Linked DNA regions of Homo sapiens: region 2 is linked to region 1. The links are chromatin loops, found by intact Hi-C in ENCODE. Cell type or tissue: heart left ventricle. All regions are shown on one strand. Each heading gives the region's core, and the rest is flanking DNA. Links, peaks and the distances in the headings are about the cores only. Region 1 has its middle 6.6 kb from the start of NAPG. Region 2 overlaps PPP4R1 (protein phosphatase 4 regulatory subunit 1).

Region 1 (11,572 bases), core at 3,681-8,680:
AGCTTATTCTCCACTGATGAGTCTTTCCTCAGATTGTCATCCCTGGCCATGTGCCATGGCTCACGCTTGTAATCCCAGCACATTGGGAAGCTGAGGCAGGAGGATTGCTTGAGCCCAGGAGTTTGAGGCCAGCTTGGACAACATAGTGAGACTCTGACTCTACCTAAAAAATTAAAAATCAGCCAGGTATGGTGGCACACTCCTGTGGTCCCAGCTACTCAGGAGGCTGAGGTGGGAGGATCACTTGAGCCCAGGATGTAGAGGCTGCAGTGAGCTGTGATTATGCCACTGCACTCCAGCCTGGGTGACAGAGCAAAACTCTGTCTCAAACAAAAAGGAAAGAAAAAAGGAAGGAAAGAATGAAGGAAGGAAGGAAGGAAGGAAGGAGAAACAGAAAGAAAGACAGAAAGAAAGAGAAGAAACAGAGAGAGAAAGAAAGAGAAGAAAGAGAGAGAGAAAGAAAGAAAGAAAGGAAGGAAAGAAGGGAGAAAGAAAGAAAGAAAAAGAAAGAGAGAGAAAGACTATTATCCCCCAGCTTTCCCTGTGCTGTTGGGATGCAGCTCATGTCCAGCCCTCCCTAATGCACCCCATGCCTCACCCCCTTGGAGGGGGAAGGTTTAGTCTCCTTGGCAACACTTTCCATATTTCTAGTTTCTAAAATTGTGATTTACTATCTGTCTCTTTTGCTGTGAAAGTGAGCTCCTCAAGGGAAGGGACTGTTCCCGACTTGTCCCTGCTGGTGCCCTTGGCAGATCTCAGTGCCTTGCACATGGAACACTTTTGGCAAAACATGTTCTGATGAGCAAGCAAACACTGCATGTGCCATCTGGGTCCCCTACCAGCGTTAGAGCCTCGCTTCATTAAAAACTGCTCTATACAGAATTCAAAGTTTCAGAATATTACAAAATCTGAACAGAGAGTAAACAGATTTCATCATAGGACTGGGAGTAAAAAGAGCAGAACTTCAGCTTCAAAAATTCTTGTGTATCATCTAAAAATATTCTATATAAAACATATAGATTTTTGTCCTACTATAAATGTTACACTAATTCCCTATCTAAAACTATTGTCAGGAGCAAAGTTCATTGTGAATGATATTCTGTGCAAAAAGCTCCAGTACTTACCTAAGAATCAGAAAGAGAATTCTTTACTCAGGATGCAGAAAAAAAGAATCTCTCTGGGAAAATTACACACAGATGGTCCCAGCAACAAGTGGGAAGATTTATGTGTTTCCTGTTCAATGTCTCAACAGTAAGGTAGTGCATGCTCTTGCTACTGTGAGAATCAAAAGACAGACAGACCCTCACACCAACTCCTGGAACCTCACTTAGGCTGGCCAGGGCCTCAAACTGGTCTCTGGGAGCTGAACTTGACCCACCTGATAGGGAAGCCTGTGCAAGGTGTGGGGTGGAGGGGCACGTTCACGGTAACACCTTCTCATACAACCCAGGAGTCTTGAAATATGGATAAAGGACAGGTTAAAGTTGCCAAGTTCTGCTGTTTTCGTAAATTCATATTTTTAATAAATAAGATGTATAAAATTATAATTCAGTAAGAGCATTGATTTGGAAGCCTGTTTTGAATATCAAAGACATATGCTGTAGTGTAAACTGGAAGTTATCTGCTGGTCAGCGCTTATCTAAATTATAGGTTCCATCTTGGCTTTAAAGGTTAACACCATAAAATTCAAGTTCTACCATGGTAAAGGCCACAGCTCAAAGAATGACTGAAACGGAAGCTTGGGGATGGCTTGGAGACAGACACATTCAGGTGTACTGCTGTTTTGTCCTCAGCCTGCACCATGAGAGAAGGACCTTTCTCTCTTCATCTGTAGGATCAGCACTGAAGCTCAGGAACAGAGGAAATTAAAGCAAGTCGTTGTTAAGGTAGAAACTCTTCCTGGAATTGCCTGCAAATGCTGCATCCTCATCATGGTTCCATGTGTCTGTGTGGCTACTGGTGTGGCTTTTACGTAACTCACTGGATGGAAGTTGTCAGCTCACTTGTGGTTCTGTTCTGAGAATGATGTGGGATGGGTGGCAGAATGCCAACCCAGGGCAAAAAGAAGCCATGCAGAGAATGCCCTTCCAAAGGCAACAAGGCCGAAGGGAGGGCAGCAGCAAGCTAGGGCCTGCACTTCAGATGAGCAACAGAAACCTGTCCAGGAAGGTTCCTGTGGGGATGCTGGAGATGAGGATGAAAAGGAGAAGCTGAAAACCTGAGCTACAGGAGTGAGACAGGAGAAACTGGTAACGGGAAAACAACATGGGGCACAGTGGGAAAGTGGGCACTTGGCTTCTAAATGGAACTCGAGCAGGTTCTGACGACTCCTAAGCTGTTCTCCTTAGGGGACAGAGACAGCTTAAAGCATCAGCACAAGAGCTGAGCGCCTGGTCCCGGCTTGGCTGGGGAACATGTGAGTCTTGACTGGAAGTCTCTTCCCTCCCTCGTTTTGCTTTGTAACTTTCTGCTTTTAGTTACATCTCTTTTTTTTACTCAAACAGTTTGAAAGAACTGACGGAAAAAAGCACCTTATTCCAAGTTATTTGTCCTGGTCCTGGTAACTTGGACTGATATTAAGAGTCCCAGTTTAGATCCAGAGGCTGACTGTGAGAAATAGAAGAAATCCTTAAGCAGAAGGTCCTCCCCTCCCCTCCAAGCTGGCCTTGGCTGCTTCCATCAGCTGTGGGCCATGTCATCCTGGCTTTTGTCCCTCACTCCTCCCAGAGAGTTAACCCATGAGCCATCAGTCAGAGAAGTGAGGGGTGGCACACAGGGGTTGGAAACCTAGGCTTCTCCAGTTGGTAAATTTTTCTTCCATTAGTAAAGAAGGACTAAAACAAAGAGGTGCGTGAGTGCACTGTGACATTGGTGCTCTAAGAAGACCGTGCTGCAGAGGAGAGGATGCATTGAACAGAGGCCAGGTTGGTGGCAGATTGACTAATCAGGAAGAGCAAGTTGTCCAGCAGGCCGGGCTAGAGAAGGTGTTGACAGCAGCCAGGATGGGGAGCAGTGGACTTCAGCAGGAGAGGTTAAGGAATCTTGGGATTCTGAATCCTTCAAGTTCGCTCCATTGAAAGTACTTTATTTCCTAATATTATCAGTGTCTCAATGGTCCCGAGATGTCTACAATCATCATTAGAAGTGTCTCCTAAATACCTGTGCCCCAAAGAGAAGGTCACTTGGGAGTAGGGAGACCATAAGTGCTTGAGAGGCTCTCAACCTGGCTGGACTGCTCTCCGTGCAGTCTGGACATCAACAGCTACATTCAAAGATCTCTTAGGTCACCTTGCCTTCTGTAAACCCAATTGTGCTTAGTTGCCTACTGAGTTTAGGTAACCAGGGAGATTTATAGGGGAGGAAAAAATACAAGAACAAGGTGGAGCTGCAATGTTTCTGGAATGCAGGGACAGCATGTCTCGTTTACTGAGAGGACACATGTTTAACGGCAGTGCAGGCACTGGCAGGGTTTTAGTGGCTCTCCTGCACCTGACTGGCTTGGGCTAGGAAGGATTTGCCATCCCAAAGCCCGTGTACTCCCACGCAAGTCAGCTGTGAGGGATTTCAATGCCTTCTGTGAGCTCAGAAAGGATTCTCTGATCACATTTCTAATAAACGCTCTTGTGGGAAGATCATGAGAACAACAGTACAAATGATGGCTCCTATTTACTGAATGTTCCCTATGTGTCCATTCTGTGTAGGCGCCTTGGAGGTATTATTTGTAAAACTGACAGTAGCTCCACAACATAAGCATTTAGTATGTTTATCTATTGCTGCTTAACAAGCCATCTCAAAGCTCAATGGATTAAAACAGTATTATTGTATCTCCTGATGATGTGGATGGAAAATTTGGACAGGGCACAGTCAGAGGAGCTCCACTCAGCTTCACGGTTGGAAGCTTTGCTGGGACGGCTCTAATGGCTGCAGCTGGGAGATGCGGGGCAGCTGGCCATTGCTTCTCTGCTCATAGACCTCTACCGGGGTGGCTTGAGCTTCCTCACATCATGGCAGCCTCAAGGGAGTTGCACTGTTCAGGGTTCCAAGAGCTATTTCATGTTTTGAGAGATGGGAAGTGGGAGCTGCCTGTGCCTTGAAGATTGGGCCCTGAGACTGGCACAGTATCACATCCTTGTTCTTTTGGTCAAAGCAGTCACAAAACCCACCTGCATTCAAGAGGATGGGACAGAGTCCCCCTCTCAATGGAAGAGGGTCAGAGATTTGGCTGCCATTTTTAATCCACCACATTATTATTCTTCCCATTTTATAGGAGAAGAAACTGAAGCTCAAAGAAACCAGATAATATATGTCTTTAAATAACATAAGAAATACTGCTGAGGTTTGAAAGTATGACTGACTCTAATCCATTTTTCTTTCTAGTATACAGCCCCGCTCTCTTAAAATGTGGACATTTGATCTTCTAAGATAAGACTTTTTGAGCCACAAGCTACTCTTCTGATTGGATGTAGAACAAAACATAGCAAGTCATCGTCCACGTTCTTTCTAAACTTTGCATCGTTGAATGAAGAGGCCCTATCTAATAAGCTGTAGAACTGAACACTCCTCTTCAGTTTGAGAGGCTGTTCAAGGTAAAAGAGAGGGAAAAATGGAAGTGAATAAAATCACAAATTTAAACGATAAATACCTGGCTTGGGGAAGCTTTTTTCCCCAGAGGATAGAAATATATTTACATTATGAAATAAGTTGGAATCCAATGGAAACCCCTTGTTATTATTAGATTTCCTCTTGAGAAGGATTTATAAATGAAAACACAACTTGCTATTTTAGTATTTTGTTTTTCAGGGAAGAAAAACCCTTTGCAAAAACAAATTTAGAAGAAAAAACTTATCCATTTCAAGCTCTTGTTTATTTTCTTATTTACCAGGCTAAAACTGTCTTCTTTCATCTCTGATTATGTTGGGAGCTGGAGAAAAGAGGGTTTTTATTTTGTTTTGTTTGCTTTTTTCCTTTTCTCTAAATCTGGAAGGTCTCTTTTCATTTGTGGGCAGTGCTAAACCTTTCCTTATCCACAACTGCGTTTCTGAATCCACAGCCTCCTCCAGCCGTAACTGTGACCCAAGGGCTCCACGCAGTGGGGGATAGGAAATGAAGGATGAGGGCAGTCACATGTGAAACGGCTGCAGTGTTCATCTGTGATCTGGTGGCCCCACTGAACAACAGTGGCCATGACCCCGCTGTGCACCTGCTAGCACACAGCTCCATGCTCCTTTGCCATGTGTCCCTCCATTAGGCTGTGATTCCTCCTCCTCAGCTCCACAGGAATCTGGAAAATAAGGGTCCTGTGGCTGCTTTTGCAATCCTAGTACACTTTGAGAACGTCATGTTCCAGTAAGCTTTATATAACGTTCTAGACCATTAGAGCCTTTTCAGCTTCCTTATTAACATTTATTCATTTCTAATTACACGAGTAGAGGGAAGTTGCAAGAAATGTGTCCCTGAAGATTTTCAAACTTAATGCAACCATTGCATAATTTTAATCCAATCTTCACAAAGGGAGTCATGTGTTGCTTTTCTAGCCAAGTCACCCTTGGCCCCTGCAACCTCGTCACCTCCCCATTCTCCCCTGGAATGTGGGGCCAGGCGCCCGCATACTCTGCCTCACAAATTTGCTATTCCTTCTTTATCGGCAACTATCTTTGTCCAGATATCCCAGGTCTCAGGCCACCACTCCTTCAGAGCTTTATTTCATTGTCACCTACCTGGTGAAGAAACTCACCCCACACTCACGGGTGCCCTCCCATTCCCACATCCTGCTTTGTTTTCCTGAGTGTTGACCCCCTCTAGCACTGTGTCTACACCGCCTTAGCCAGTTTCCTACTGGACTCCACAACCCCACCCATATGCCCTGTGCTAGAATGTCAGCTCTGTGAATCCCTGCTGCATTCAGGGCTGTCTCCCAGAGCCTAGAACAGTGCCTGCATGGAGAAACCATTCCACACATACTTGTTGAATGAGTGCCTAAAGAATGAATAGCATAAACCCAGTCCACAGCTCTTTATTCCTGGCAGCTTCCAAACGTGCACTTCTTGAGGAATTCTTAATTTGGAAGACATGTTATTTAAAAAAATTCATTAATGCAGTTTGTGAATGAGTAATTCACAAACTTCATTAATGAGTCATGTTTTATGTTGTATTCTTTCAATTTTGCCTACTTTATATTTGTACAAAATGTAACTGCGTGAATATATCCTCCTTGAAAGAAAATGATTGCTGTATATCTATGGGATGTGGTTTTCAAGAGAGAACATTTATAGGTTGGCACTAGGCTATCTGCAAGTGGTCTAATGAAATACATGACGGGTTTCCACTAAGCCAATTCAGTGTGTTGGTTTTATCTTTTATTCAAAGATAGCTTGCAAAGGAAGATCTGTATTTTTCTCTCTCTTTAAAAATAATATTCATCAAAACGGTTGTGTTCGTTAGAGTGGATTTAACAGAGATCTGTTGTTAAACATTTACAATGCTTCATCTCTTTCCAACATTACTGTACTCGGACAATGCTGCCTCACTTTGTGTACAAAACAGTGAGAGAGATCGCTTTTATGTGGAAAGTTCAGTTATGAATGCGAAATGTTGCCAGAATCTGACTGTAATCCCAAGAGGCAGAAACTAACCACTTTTGTTTGGACGGCTTGCAGCTTGTAAAGGCACGTGCAGGCAGCGCCACCATGTGTTTTCTGAAGAGACCCATAAGGCTACGCGGGAGAAGGAATGAACGCCAGGACTCTCCCCAGCCAACGTATACCTAAGTGGGACTTCTCAGTATAATATGCTTGGCGCATCTGTTAGGGGTGGCCCTTTCTCAGCCATTTGACAACTTACTTCAGTCAAACCTAATAAACTTCCAACTCTCATTTTCCAATTATTATTAAAATTTCAAAGCAGGTAGGTGTAAAGTACCAGGTATGTAGTAAACTGACTATTTTTTCCCCCATAAAAACATTTGAAAATTAATAATTGGTCCATACAACTAAGCAGCGGTGTTGCGTGAGTGGTTATTAAACTATTACAAAATAAGGACCATTTTCTGGTCCATTATAGTGGGCCAAGTATAAATTTGGAGTCAGATGGGTCTGGGTTCAAGTCCCCATCTTCCCGTTTACTTGCTGTGTGACCTTAGGAAAGTTACTTAGCTTCTCTGACCTTCAGTCCTCATATGTGAGATGGGATAACAACAGTGTTTCTAAAGCACTTTGTAGAGTTTCTGGCAAATGGTGACCAGGGGCCCTAGGGTTTAGTGGAGGTTTTAGCTGCCAGCATCCATCAGGTGCCTGGGAGCTCAGGCAAGCTCCACGCTGCTAATCCCACTCTCACTCCAGGCACCTTTGGCACCCGTCTCCCCACCGACCCCACCTGGCCCAGCTTCCTGCTGCGCTGGAAGCTATGCTATGGTTAGGGGATGCCAGTCTACCTGGTCTTCAATGGCTGGCACCTGTGGGTGTGGCCCCGTTCTCTTTCTCCTTTTCAAACATTCATTCTCTTGCTTTGATTTTGAAATTCAATTGAAAATAAAAAAATTAATAATGATGGTTCTGTGAAAGGTTAGAGCAGGAGAGGTTGAGAGGAATGTGGAGAAAGCCCAGCAAAAAGAAGCAAATACAAGCCAAAGAAATCACTGGAAAGGGCTGGGTGCAGGGGGGTGCACTGGTGATCCCAGCACTCTGGGAGGCTGAGGCAAGAGGGTTGCTTGAGCCCAGAAGTTTGAGATCAGCCTGGGCAACATAGTGAGGCCTTGTCGCTACTAAAAATAATAATAAAAAATAGCCAGGTGTGGTGGCACATACCCACAGTCCCAGTTACTTGGGAGGTTGAGGCAGGAGGATTGCTTGAGGCTAGGAGTTTGAGGCTGCAGTGAGCCATGATTATGCCACTGCACTCCAACCTGGGTGACAGAGTAAGACCCTGTCTCTAAAAAAAAAGAAAGAATAATTTAAAAAAGAAAGAAAGAAAGAAAGAAAAGAAATTACCTTGAAGAAGGGCCATGGCCAGACTTGAGAGAAAACACCTTCCAAGTGTCCAAATGCTTCTTCCTCTTCTTCCGTAATGACACAGGACTTTCAGCCAAAATTGACTGAGTTCTGCTCTGGAATTCGCACTGCACTGTGTTCTGAACACAGATGGTGAGTGCAGTCACAGACGATGGCAACTAACAGACTACGCGGTGGCTGTGGACAGGGAGATGAGGAGACGTGGTTGCCTCTGGGCACTTTTTGGAGGCAAAGTCGACAGAATTTCCTACAGATTGCATGTGTTGTGCGACAGAAAGAGCAGAGGAGCATGACTCCAAGTGTTTGGGCAAGGAGAGGGTGAAGCTGCCATGAACCCAGCATGGCTGAGCCTGAAGGGAGAGCAGGTATGGGAGCATCAGGAGCTCAGATTTGAACAGATTATGTATGACATTTTAGATGTCTAGGTGGAGCTGCTAAGAAGGCATTGGACACAGGAATCTGGAGAACGAATTCTCCATATTAATCTCATAGAGATTCAGTGGTGATTTTTAAAAGTCAATGTATTCATTAACACTTAACCAGAAAAAAAAATACAGATCATAATGGCTTCTATTAGTTTTATCAGAAAAAAAGCCAAGAACAATCTTCTAAAATCCTATTCTGATGAAAGGAACTGTCAAATGATAGCAGAATTTGTTCCAAAGGTTTTTTGTAAATTCGTTATTTATAACTCAGAATATATTTTCCCAGAGAAATGATTTTATGATTCATGGCTAACCTCTTGGGCTGGGTCTCAGAAGTGTATCTCTTGTATAACATAACAGTATATTTGTGGGGGAAAAGGGTAAAATTACACAGTCAGGCTACTAGCAATTAAACAAACAAAGAAAACTTAGCGATATAGGAGCTCTTATGTTTCCTTATTTATGATTCCTGATTTGAAATAGAGCTCATTTGACCCATCAAACCCTCTCTCCAAGAAATGACAAAGACCTTTTATTTGACTGGAACATTCAGCTGTGGGAGGTAGGTCCAAGGATTTTGCTTCCTGGCAGCAGACTAGGCTAGGGGAAGGAAGCAGGTTTGTGTAGACAAGGAACCTGGGGATGCAGGCTTAAAGAACTCTCAGAGACTTAAGCCCACCATGAGAGAAGGAATGGGGTTTGCAAGCTCTATTTTAAGCCTCATTCACACTTTGATGTGAATCATTTTAGTCACATCCAAAACAAGTAGATCACTCAGGAATGCACATTTTTATTGAGGCAGGATAAAGAAAAAGAGTTTCTAGAACTAGAGGAGAGGATTGGCTCAGATGGAATCACTTGGGCCAGCAGCCAGCAAGTCTGTATGTTGACGGGGTAGGTGAGGGAGGACATGAGCGTCTAAAGAGCCTTAGGAGAGGAGGCAAGAGGTAAGTTGAAGTCACAAAGACAACTTTTGCTGAGGTTCTGGTGGTAGCTGCTGTGATAACAAGAATTACGTTTATGGGTCAACAAGGCCTGGGGTCACACTATCGATTCTAGCTTGGGAAACTACACGTCTTAGTCTATCATCATTTGGTCCATGCTTTCCATTCTCAGTTCTTCTAAGCTGACTTCTCAGTTTAAATTCCCCTTGCTCAACTCCCACCTCAATGTTATTGCAGGAAGAGAAGGGGAGGGGAAGAAAGTGGGGGCATTTGTGTTACACCTTTACTGTGCCCATTCTCTCTCTTCTTCTCCCCTTTACTATGAATGCATGTTAGCACATACTTACCACGGCTTCCCTGGTCAAGGGTCCTTTGAAACATAGAACCCTTGAATGCCCATGGCTATTGATATAGCTCCAACGAATGGAGGAACACCAGGGTTGTTGGTCTCGTGCTGATAGGATTAACAACACGGACACGTGGAGTGGTTTTAAGGAGTGAAAAGTTTAATAGGCAAGAAAGAAGGAAGGAAGAAGAAAACACCTCCCCCATACAGAGACAGAGGTAGGGAGGATTTGAACAAAGAGAAAACCCAGTGTGCAGTGGAAAAGTGGTTGCTTATATTGGGATCCTGGAGGAGGTGGTGTCTGGTTTGCATAGGGCCCAGGGGATTGGTTTGACCAGGTGTGTCATTTACATAGCTCTCGAAAAACCTGGCCCTCCCACCTTAGCCCTTTAATATGCAAATACAGGTCACCGTGATGTTCTGAACACATGGTGTTATCTGGAGGTGGCCATGACACTTGGTACACCTGATGACAAGGAAGAGATGGCGGAATCACCATGTTGAGTGAACTCAGTTTCTAAGGACTGACATTTGCATATCAAAGCTTGCGGGCCTGGCTCTTCAAGCTGCCTTTTCTGTTAGAAAAGAGATGGTTCAGGGGTTGTTTCTTAAAACAGGAAAATTTCCACTGAGAACATTTACCCTTACTATCTGCCTAAAAAGTATTTCTTAATAACTGCTATATCACTATCGTGGGGTTTTTTTCCCATTCTTTCTTTGTTGATGCCAAAGTAAAATTAAGTTAAATATTGTATCCTCTCATAGATCATGAATGCAATGAGGGCAGGCATTATATCTCTTGCTCAACAATTGGGTCCTAGGTGTGTAGGCTTAATGTCTTGTGCAGAGTGGGCATTCAGTAAACAATAATTCAATAATGAATGAATAAATAAGGGAGAATGTGGAGGAGGTTATAGGCTTAGAAAACTTTCTGGGCACTTTCAATGGTTTTAGAGGGTGATGGTATTGGGTGGTTAATAAATCTAAACTCACTTGAAAACATAAGGCTTTCCACTGGTAACAGTCCTTTTATATTTAATCAGTCATCCCAGAGTTGTGGTGAATTGGAAGTCATGGCCAAAGTATTTTACACTCCTCTATTTTCCTACCTCTTGAATCTGAACTTGCCTTATGACATGTTTTCATCAATAAAATGTGGCAGAAGTAATGTGCAGTGGGAGTCCAGGCCTTACGAAGCCTGAAGTTTCCACTTTCACTCTCTTGAAATTCTGCTGCCTTCCTATAAAGGAAGCCCAGGCTAGACAACCAAATGAAGAGGGGTCTTGTGTGTGGGTACTAAATAAGAAAGTGAGGATAGAGAAAAAAATCCAAGGCCAGTTCACCTGTTGGCACTAGAAAAAATGCAAAATATTGATTGGCAAATAGATGCAGGAAGATCGATCGATTGTGTGGTGAGGCCAAAGGGAAGAACTCTTCGAATAGTTATTTCATATTCAACAATAAGTGAGAGTTGGCAGGCAAGCAGAGATTGTGTAGGAGTTTTGAGAAGGAAGGTGTGAACAGCCCTCCAAGTGAGTGGGTGAGTGATTTGACCATGGAAACATAGGAGAGTTGCTCAGCAGCACCAAAGGTCGGCTTAATGTTTATGATCATTAAAATGAGTAATGTTAGCATCCTCGTTTGTTTTTTTCCAGTCAAATTCACTTGCTCAAGAGCAGTTCCAGAGTAGGTGGAGAGCTGGGGTTTTTCCTGGCTTGGAGAAAGGAGGGAGAGGGAGCCAAGGCCGTTGAGAGTATACGCACTAAAATGATGGGACATGAATTTATGCTGGGAAAAGAAGGACGTGTAAGAGCAGAGGGATAGGGAAAGGTGAGGAATCTGGTGAAGGTT
Region 2 (9,188 bases), core at 4,152-9,151, 940 kb before region 1:
GTGAACATTCTATAGTCTTTTCCTCCCCCACGCCCGAGACAGAGTCTTGCTGTCGCCCAGGCTGCAGTGCAGTAGTGCGACAAACATTCTATAGTCTTTCCATAAAAGAATGACTGCGTGTACTGCTATCTTATAAAAAGGTAATGAGTCTCTGTGCAAAATAGTTAAGGCAGAGCCCAAACTTTAAAACTGTAAAGCACTGTTTGAATGACTGAAACTTTCAAAGAGAGTGATTTGTCAATCAACAAATCTGTATAAATTACAGTAAGGAATGCAACGATGAGCCTATTTTAAATAAAAAATTTCCTGAAAATCAGATTAATTGTATTTATCAAGAGAATTTAGAAATACATGATAATGATGGTTATACTACCTTTTTCTTTTTTTAATAGACAGGGTCTTACTCTGTTGCCCAGGCTGGAGAACTATCAGAGCAAGCTGCTGCATGATCCTTTGACACCATTTGAACTTAGGCACAATTACAGCTCAGTGCAGCCTCAACCTCCTAAGCTCAAACGATCTCCCACCTCAGTTTCCCAAGTTGCTAGGACTACAAGCATGTGCCACCATGCCCGGCTAATTTTTTATTTTTTTGTAGAGATGGGGTCTTACTATGTTGCCCAGACTGGTCTCAACCTCCTGGTCTCAAGTGATCCTCCTGTCTCAACCTCTCAAAGTGCTGGTATTATAGGTATGAGTCACTGTGCCCAGTCCATAATACATTATTAAATGACAATTTTTTCTGAAATGAAATTTTTTTAAGATAGACACTAATATTTTTAATCAATTTCAGAATAAATAACTTGATTGACTTCCATACCTTTAACATCTGGATCATCAATGTGGGGCTCTAGATTTTCTATCATTTCTTCCAGTTCCTTTCTGGTGGCCATGGTGATGTTTGGAGAACTGGGCACAGGGCCCTCAGATTCTTCCTCTGGTCCCTCTGGGCTGGGTTTTCCCCCAGAGTTCTGTTCAAGCTCTATGTCTAGATCTATTTCAGGAAGAGGAGTCCTCCAGAAATGGAAGGAGTTATACAATTCCTGATCTAAGAGAGCTGAATCTTGTGAAGTGGTGCCAACCTCTGGTCGTAACATAGATTTGTAGTTACCAGGTTTTTTATCATTCTCATTACTAGCTGCTTCCTGGTGAGATTCTGAGGACAAAGTACAAAGTAAAGAGCTGTCCAGTGGAACACTAATTTCACCTAGAGGCTTCCCGGATGCCTCAGCAGCATGGTCTTCCATCGTGTTTTCCAGTATGACACTGGAATTACTAACACTGAGATCTGAAGGAGTATCCTCTGGCCTGACTTGTACATCCTCTGGGGCTTCTTGATCTCTGGTCCTTTTATTGTTTTATTTGGTGGGAAAAAAACAATATGAAAGGATAATTACTTTAAAAAAACTGATGAAAGATATTACATATAGCATTTAGACAAGTTAAACATTAAAAATTACGGATTATCTGTACAAACTGAGTTTATGTATATTATTTATAATGCTTCTTTCTCCATCAGCTGTTCTGTGTTCAAAGATGTAAATACCTGTTAAGTATAAGTCTAGATAGTCAAGCAATATATATTAGTTAGAGAAGGTAACATTTAAGAATCCTGGGATTCTATAACACCATGCTAATTTCAATAATAAATAACTAAAGAAAAGTAGTGGAAACAGAAATTCCTACAATCATTTTAAGATACATAACAACATTTAAATTATTTTATTTTTAGGGTTATTTGTATTACCTCTCTACTCCAACGACATATTGCAAAGCTGAGACCTAAAGCCTATTTGCTTACATTACACAAGGAAAATAAAATAAAAACAATTTTAAGATAGTAGTAGGAAAGATACTTATTTGCTATCTCACAAAATATATTAAAATCTGCTTGAGTGTAAATATTACTTCTGTTTCTTCTAAAATATTCATCTCTACTCCCCAAGGTTTTCCTAAAATGAGGACATAATTTAATTGATAAGGACAGATGGTACAAATTCATTAAAGTCCACTGATTACTGCCATCTATTATCTGAAGTACGACTGTAAGTGTTATTATTTGATTCAATTAAATTTAACAGGCATTTATTGAGCACCTACTAAGAGCCAGGAAATGAAATCAGTATTGAGGATTCAAATGTGAATGAGATGCAGCTCTTGATCTTGAGATTACAATTAGAGGCAAACAGAAAAAATGAAGATATATCAGCAAATTGCTGCTAGACAGGGTGGTAAGCACAGATGCAAGCACACTGAACACAGGAGGAGATGGGAGTGAAGATTAAAAGGCCTTCAAGGAAATGACATGAGTTGTGCTTAGAAGAACCAATACATGTTTATGGGGCTAAGGGGAAGAAAAAAGCATCTAAAGGAGAAACAGGACATGCAAAGGCCGGAGTGGCAGAAAAGGTGTGACGCATTCAGGAATCAGCAATGAGGAAATGATGGATGACAAGGATGAAAGATATCACATGAACCACTGTATTCCAGACCAGCAGACCTCCGGAGTTCATCCTGGACTACAGGAAATCATGTAGTAAGGAAATTGTTAATAGATCTGTTGTTTTAGAAAGACCATTCTGGAGGAAGTGTAGAAAATGAGTTGAGAGGTAAGATAGGAGGCAGGAATTACAGACATGCAGGTAAGAAGTGATGATGTTCTGATGGAGGCAGTGTCTCCAGGACTACAGAAGAACACATTCAAACAGCAGCAAAAATCAACAGGACTTTTCCACTTATTGCATGCTGCAGGTAACAAAAACAGTTTCACAAGAAAGCTAACAGGTTCAGGTTGAAAGAGGTTGAGTTAGCTATCCACGTTGGGTTCTAGGTGGTGATTATCTATGAGAAAGAGGTAAAGACTGAGACAGAGGTGGAGGTCATCAACTCAGAAAGATGTGTGGGGCTGACATATGCGGAGGCAACAAGTATTAATAAAGAATAACACAACTGCATAGAATAACAAAGAGTGAAGGCATTTTTCCTGTATAAAAGAATGATGAGCATATTTTTAGGCTGAGGAAAATAGGTTAGAAGAGATGAAAGAACTGGAGACACAGAGATTGATGAAATAACTGATAAAGCAATGTCTTTCTGAGAAGAGGAAAGAATATGGGCTTCAAAAACACAGCAAAACAGATTAAACAGTGAAGAGACTTGCTTCCCAAGAAACATGAAAGGGAAATAAGGATGGCTGAATATGTAGGTAAATTTGTAAGATGAATACAGGAAAAAGCATCTGTGTGCCTTTAAATACACACAATAAAAGATGTTTAACAGGAGACTTAAAAGGACTGTGCAAAAGGAGGGTGATGTTAATGCCTATGTGAGCTCCCACTTAAACAGTCACCATCTACATTCTCATGAAATTACGAAGTTCCCTCTCATCATAATGCTGTTTTCAAAACCATTATTTTCACAAACAGGTGATTATTTTTTAAAATACTGATGAACAAAAACATACGTAAGTCATCTGAAAACATAACACATTGTGACTGCATTTTAAATTCTGGTATTTTTCTTCTTATAACTACAAAATATACAGTATGCATATATAATACAATTGTTTACAAGTGTGAAGAAATCAGACTTTAACGTTCTTACTCTCGCACTGGCACTACGTTAATATAAAATTCTGAACCTTTTAAGGACTTCTAGGATTCCTCACTTATTCCTTATTCATAAAAATGAGGAGTTGGCCTAGATAACCTGTAAGATGTTTTCCCACTCCAAAGGAGCTCCTGAAGCTAGTGCTGTTATGCAAAATAAATGTGTCTTCTACATGTTTATGAATTATGTATTTCCCATTTTGTCCATATTAAAAAATATGTATTTTTCCCTTTTGTTATAAAGAACATTAGTGGGCCAATTGGTAAAATTCAATAAAGGCTAGATTAGCTAACAGTATTGTATCAATGTTAATTTCCTAATTTTGGTAACTGGACTACAGTTATATATTAACATCTGTGTTTTAAAGAAATACATAGTATTTTAAAAAGGTAAAAAGAATATCATGTCTAAAACTTATTCTCAAAGAGTTCAGAAAAAAAGAATAAAGCAAATATGGTAAAACAGTATTTGGAAAATCTACATGGATATATGAAGTTCTTTGTGATATCCTTGCAAAATTTCTGAAATCATTCAAACTAAAATTTTAAAATTATAATAAGATATTGTTCAGAAAGGGGGAAGAGAAGAGCAAATGGGTAAAACTTGTAAGACCTCGTATGTACTATCTAATAAATACAATGAACTTCTGTTTTGTTTATTGTTTTTTTAAGAGACAGGGTCTCGCTCTGTAGCCCAGGCTGGTGTAAAGTGGTATGATCATAGCTCACTGCAGCCTCAAACTCCTGGGCTGAAGCGATCCTCCTGCCTCAGCCTCCTAAAGTGATGGAATTACAGGGCCTTGAAGTTCCTTGATCACTAGCTCACCTTGGTGTTAAAATTAAATTTTAATATTCTCAGCTGCAAAAATGAACGGAGAATGACTGGTCAAATAACTGTTTGTCTGATAAATGTAAACTTGTTAGTTTGTCCAAACTTAAAACTCTTAGAATGATTTTTTTAAAAGGAAACTAGAAGACAAAGTTTCCCTAGTACAGTATTAAATTGTGGACAGAACTACAGCATGCATGGCTTCAAAAATGTCGAAAGTATAAATTCTCTAAATTCTAATTTTTCCTGGTAAAGTATAATAGTCAATACAAAATCAAGCTGTTCAATGCTAAAATTCTGATATTCCTAATTGTCAGACTTTGAAATGCTATTGTACAAGACAAATTTTTTTTTGAAAATTGAGGCCCTTTGTGACTCTGTATAATGGGAATTATCCTGTCTCCTAAGAGACGTAGGTATCAAGAGCACCAGAGGACAGTCCAGAAACTACCTACTTAAGGAGGAATCTTAAGTGTCTTTTTGTGCCTACATAAGTTTATAATTAATATCTTCAGAGTTCCTTAGTAGAGACTATGGGCCTAGAAAATTAATTACAGGTATTTCAAGGAGAAAATGACTTGTAGAACATCTGGCTAAAGAGGTATTGTATCCTGAGATAAAAGCAAACACGCTCCAGGATACCTTCCAAGTACTGTGAATTAACTCAATGAAGTTTTAGCATTCATGAAATATTTCCAAATTTGTGCTAATAATTTTTTTTCATATAGTTAGCATTAAGCTAAACTGGAAAAATCCAGCAAAAGTGGTTTAGTTACTTCAGATTTTTGAGGTCAAATCCATATTTCCCTAGAATAATTCATTCAGGATTAATATGTGCACCAACGGGCCAGGCCCAGCGGAGACAAAGGGAGGAGCTGGACGCCACACTGCATGGCCGGGAGGCTACTGGATGATAGATGCCAATATGTAGCCAAAAGGATAGGATTAAAATAGTGCTCTCATTACAGCGCTACTGATGATGAAGACAAAAGCTCTGTACTTCCTGGACAACTCAGTGCATCTAAGACAGCACTTTGTTAAACGAGGGTATGGATGGAACAAGAAGCTTCCCAGAGAGCAGCAAGTACAAAAACAGGGAGAATTAAGAGAACATGGTGCATTCAGAGAACAATGTGATAACGAATGCTTATTTTACATACTTTTAAAATGCAGATTTGAGTATTTCAACTCTGCTTCTGAGAAGTAGGCTTTATCAGCACTTTCAAAGAAGCATTAACAGCCTGATCCAGGGTGAGTGAAAGATCTGATGTGTAAGTCAGATGTTTGGAATCAATAAATGCTTCAAAGAGTAATAAAGTGATAGTAAATGTTTCTAGGGTCAGATGAAACACTATACAATAAACAGTGGTGGAAATATGTTGCCAAAAACTTGCTTACTTTGTAAGACATTTGTTTGAAAAACCTGAATCTAAGAAACTGAGAGAACTTTGAGGACAGGAACGAAGTTCTATCTTTCCATTTACAGTTTCTGGTTCATAGGAGGTGCTCAGTTAACTTTTGCATAATCAATCAATCAATCTTAATACCACAACAGTTTAAGACAGCTTAAAACAAATGCCACTGTGCTATTTAAGGGAGGGCAAACAAACTAATGGTTCTGAGATTTAATAATATATAGGACTACTTCTTTATAGTTTGTCAAACTATGCAAAAGCTTTTACAATATTTAACATAACTCCTTCCTTAGCCAGGAATGCTCTCTTTCCCCTACCATATCATTAACATAATTTAATAAGCTCTAATATTACTGAAGATCAGCAATACAAGTAGTATTGCCTGGACATTAAGACATACCTCATTACAATGGAAGAAGAATCAAGGAATTGAACTACCTTTAAATAGCTATTGCAGTAATGCTACACACCGGTAGGCGGCAAACATGGCCTTGATAGGCACACTGTTGAGGTCAGTGAAGTTTTACTGGAACACAGCCAAGCTTGTCCATTTATGTAATGTCTACGGCTGCTTATACACTGCAAAGGCCGAGTGAGTAGTTGTGAAACAGAAGAAAGTTTACCAGCTCGTCCTATACAGTTCTCTGCAAATTTATAGTTTCTTACTAGACCCATTTCAGATTTTAAAACAGAAGTTATGTAACAGTCTTCAGTATAAACAGGTAATTTTTTAAGTATGCTGATTTCAAAAATGAAAAATAGATAACATTCCCCACCCACCATCATCACTTTTGTCAAAGTCCTGGCAGCACCTGTTTTCAAAAAAACTGACAGACTTTGCTTGCTAGGAAGACAGGTTTGAGTGATTTTCTTCCTTTACAAAAAACAGTACCTCAGGTTTGTTTGGCTATTCAGCAGGACAGTAGGAGAACGGGCAAAAAGGTAAAACAAGGCAGCAGAGAAGAAAGAAGAACTGCCAAATCAAAACACCAAGAAAGCAAATAGCACAGTATCAAGACCTACAGAAGAAAATGTCCATTAGCATCATGACAAGGGAGGGAAAAGACACTATGGTAACTCAAGCATTATAGCAGGGACTGTTTCAAATATTTGTACTAAAATTACTTCAAGTGCATAACTGTAAAAGTTTGTGTACATTTCCCGCATACTAGTAAGTTAGGCTTGAATTAGTTTTTCCCCTAAATATATATTATAATAAATTTTTAAAATTTAAATTTAATAGAAAATTTTCAATGCAAAAACATTTAAAAATAAAAATCACAGCCGACTCTTTAAGCTTTATTTAAAACTTTGGTTTCCTTATGAGACTGATATACTTAAAACTGATATACTGGCTAATATACTGGCTTTCTCCTTTAACTGACAGATTACAATCACCATTGACAAAGAATCCAAGATGCGCAACTAAATTATTTGACAGAAAAGGACAATAAAACATATTCCTAAATTAAGTTTTACTCCTTAAAAACAAATTTAAAAAAACCCAAATACTACACAGTGTGTAACAATTACCCTGTATATTGTAGATATCAATGAATGATTGACTAAATAATGTACTAAATAAACATTTTTTAAAAGTCATAATCTACCATTTAGAGTTTCCTATGTGCGAGGCATCTAGCTAATTGTGTTACATGCATCTACTCATTCAATATGTAACCAACCAAAGAGATACTTAACAAACAAATGCGCTTAAAGTAAAGCTCTATAAAAATATTCACCAATTTTTATATTCAAGAGAAATAGCAAACTATCAAAAAATAACATTTGTTGCAGAATAGTGGAAATAATGTTTAAAAGCAGTAAAATTAGAAAACAAGGTTTTAAAATTAGAAAATGGTTTCAAAATTATACCTATTTTTGTTTTCTACTGACATCTCTTCTGAACTTTTGCTTTCTTCTTTAAAATACTGGCCTGAGCTAGATGGATTAGCAAAAGTAGATATGAAAGGTCCCAGAGACTGAAAAGCTGCTTGGCGAACCTAGGAAGATAAAAAGGACAATAATAAAGGAATCATTTTGAAAAAGAATTATATACGCACACATTATGTATATTTAATAATCTACTTTCAAATGCCGAAGTATGTTTAGGATAATAATGAAGCTTTTCTAAAGGAAGCCCAGATTCAGAACTTTAGCTAGGACTGAAAAATTCTTACAAGCTATTTTCTCTGGCTGGGCGCAGTGGCTCATGCCTGTAATCCCAGCACTCTGGGAGGCTGAGCTGGGCAGATCGCTTGAGTCCAGCAGTTTGAGACCAGCCTGGGCAACATGGCGAAATCCAGTCTCTACAAAAAATACCAAAGTTAGCAGGGCGTGGTGGCGCATGCCTGTGGTCCCAGCTACTCGGCAGGGCCTGAGGTGGAAGAAGCGCGTGAACCCATGAGGCTAAGTCTGTAGTGAGCCGTGATCACACCACTGTACTCCAGCCTGGGTGACAGAGCAAGACTGTCTAAAAAAAAAACCCCAAACAAACCCCTATTTGCTCTTTTTTACTTTCAATTGTTTTTATCCTCTCTTGAATGTTTGAACCATGATAATCTAAGTATGAGATACTATGAAACATTTGCATAGAACAAAACTAAAGAAGGTCCTGCTGTGTTCTCAAGAACAAAAAGAATAAGGAAAACCAAGAGTGCCACAAAGAACATAAAAATCAATAAAGCCAACAAAATGTGATAAATACATTTAATGTTTTCAGGTAGGAAAGACTTTAATTTGTTCACTAGAAGGAAGCAAGACAGACGTACCAGAAACATAATGTTAACTTAAAGTATGTCACAAAGATCTTGAAGCATATACTATTGTTCTTGATGACTGTCTCATGTAGGAGGGGTGATAAAGAAGTTATAGAATTCCACTTCATGTCGTATTTCTGTATTATTTTTAAAATCAGGAATTTTTAAAACATTTGAAAATGAGAGGTTTTATGGAAGGATGGACACAATCGGACAAAGGCAACAACAATGGGAAACTGGTATGTTACTAAAACCTTGACTTTGCCACACACCAATTTCCCTGAAGTTTAGCATTCCTTTTCCTTTTGAGACAGCTCTTGCTCTGCTGTGGAGGCTGGAAAACAGTGGTGCTACCATGGCTCACTGCAGCCTCAAAATCCTTGGCTTAAGTGATCTTCCAACCTCAGCCTCATGAATAGTTGGGGACTATAGGCATGTGCCACCACATCCAGTTAATTTTTCTATTTTTTTTGCAGAGACAAGTCCTTGCTATGTTGCCCAGACTGGTCTTGAACTCCTAGCCTCAAGCAATCCTCCCACCTCCTCCTCCCAAAGTGTTAGGATTATAGGTGTGAGT

What was found. Hi-C counts contacts between places; a loop is a spot of excess contacts. Peaks named below come from ENCODE experiments on the same cell type or tissue, not always from the same donor. Only the 100,000 strongest peaks of a DNase experiment are listed, where the experiment ranks them.
Region 2: a loop joins it to region 1, with 5 times the contacts of the local background. A loop is called at or near these places in 9 of 110 quality-filtered maps.

What each region holds. Positions count from the first base shown.
Region 1 is chr18:10,513,599-10,525,170 of GRCh38, forward strand. No RefSeq gene overlaps it. Among named protein-coding and RNA genes, the nearest start is that of NAPG, 6.6 kb to the right of the region's middle. In heart left ventricle, for the core only: CTCF peaks have their summits at 5,097, 6,686 and 6,890; DNase peaks (open chromatin) are centred at 5,118 and 6,703.
Region 2 is chr18:9,569,337-9,578,524 of GRCh38, forward strand. PPP4R1 (protein phosphatase 4 regulatory subunit 1) reads right to left here. Exons shown (of 20, transcript NM_001042388.3): 10 at 7,728-7,855; 11 at 821-1,347. Among named protein-coding and RNA genes, the nearest start is that of PPP4R1, 41 kb to the right of the region's middle. RefSeq lists a silencer at 774-956 and enhancers at 4,894-5,404, 5,405-5,915. In heart left ventricle, for the core only: a CTCF peak has its summit at 6,318; a DNase peak (open chromatin) is centred at 6,341.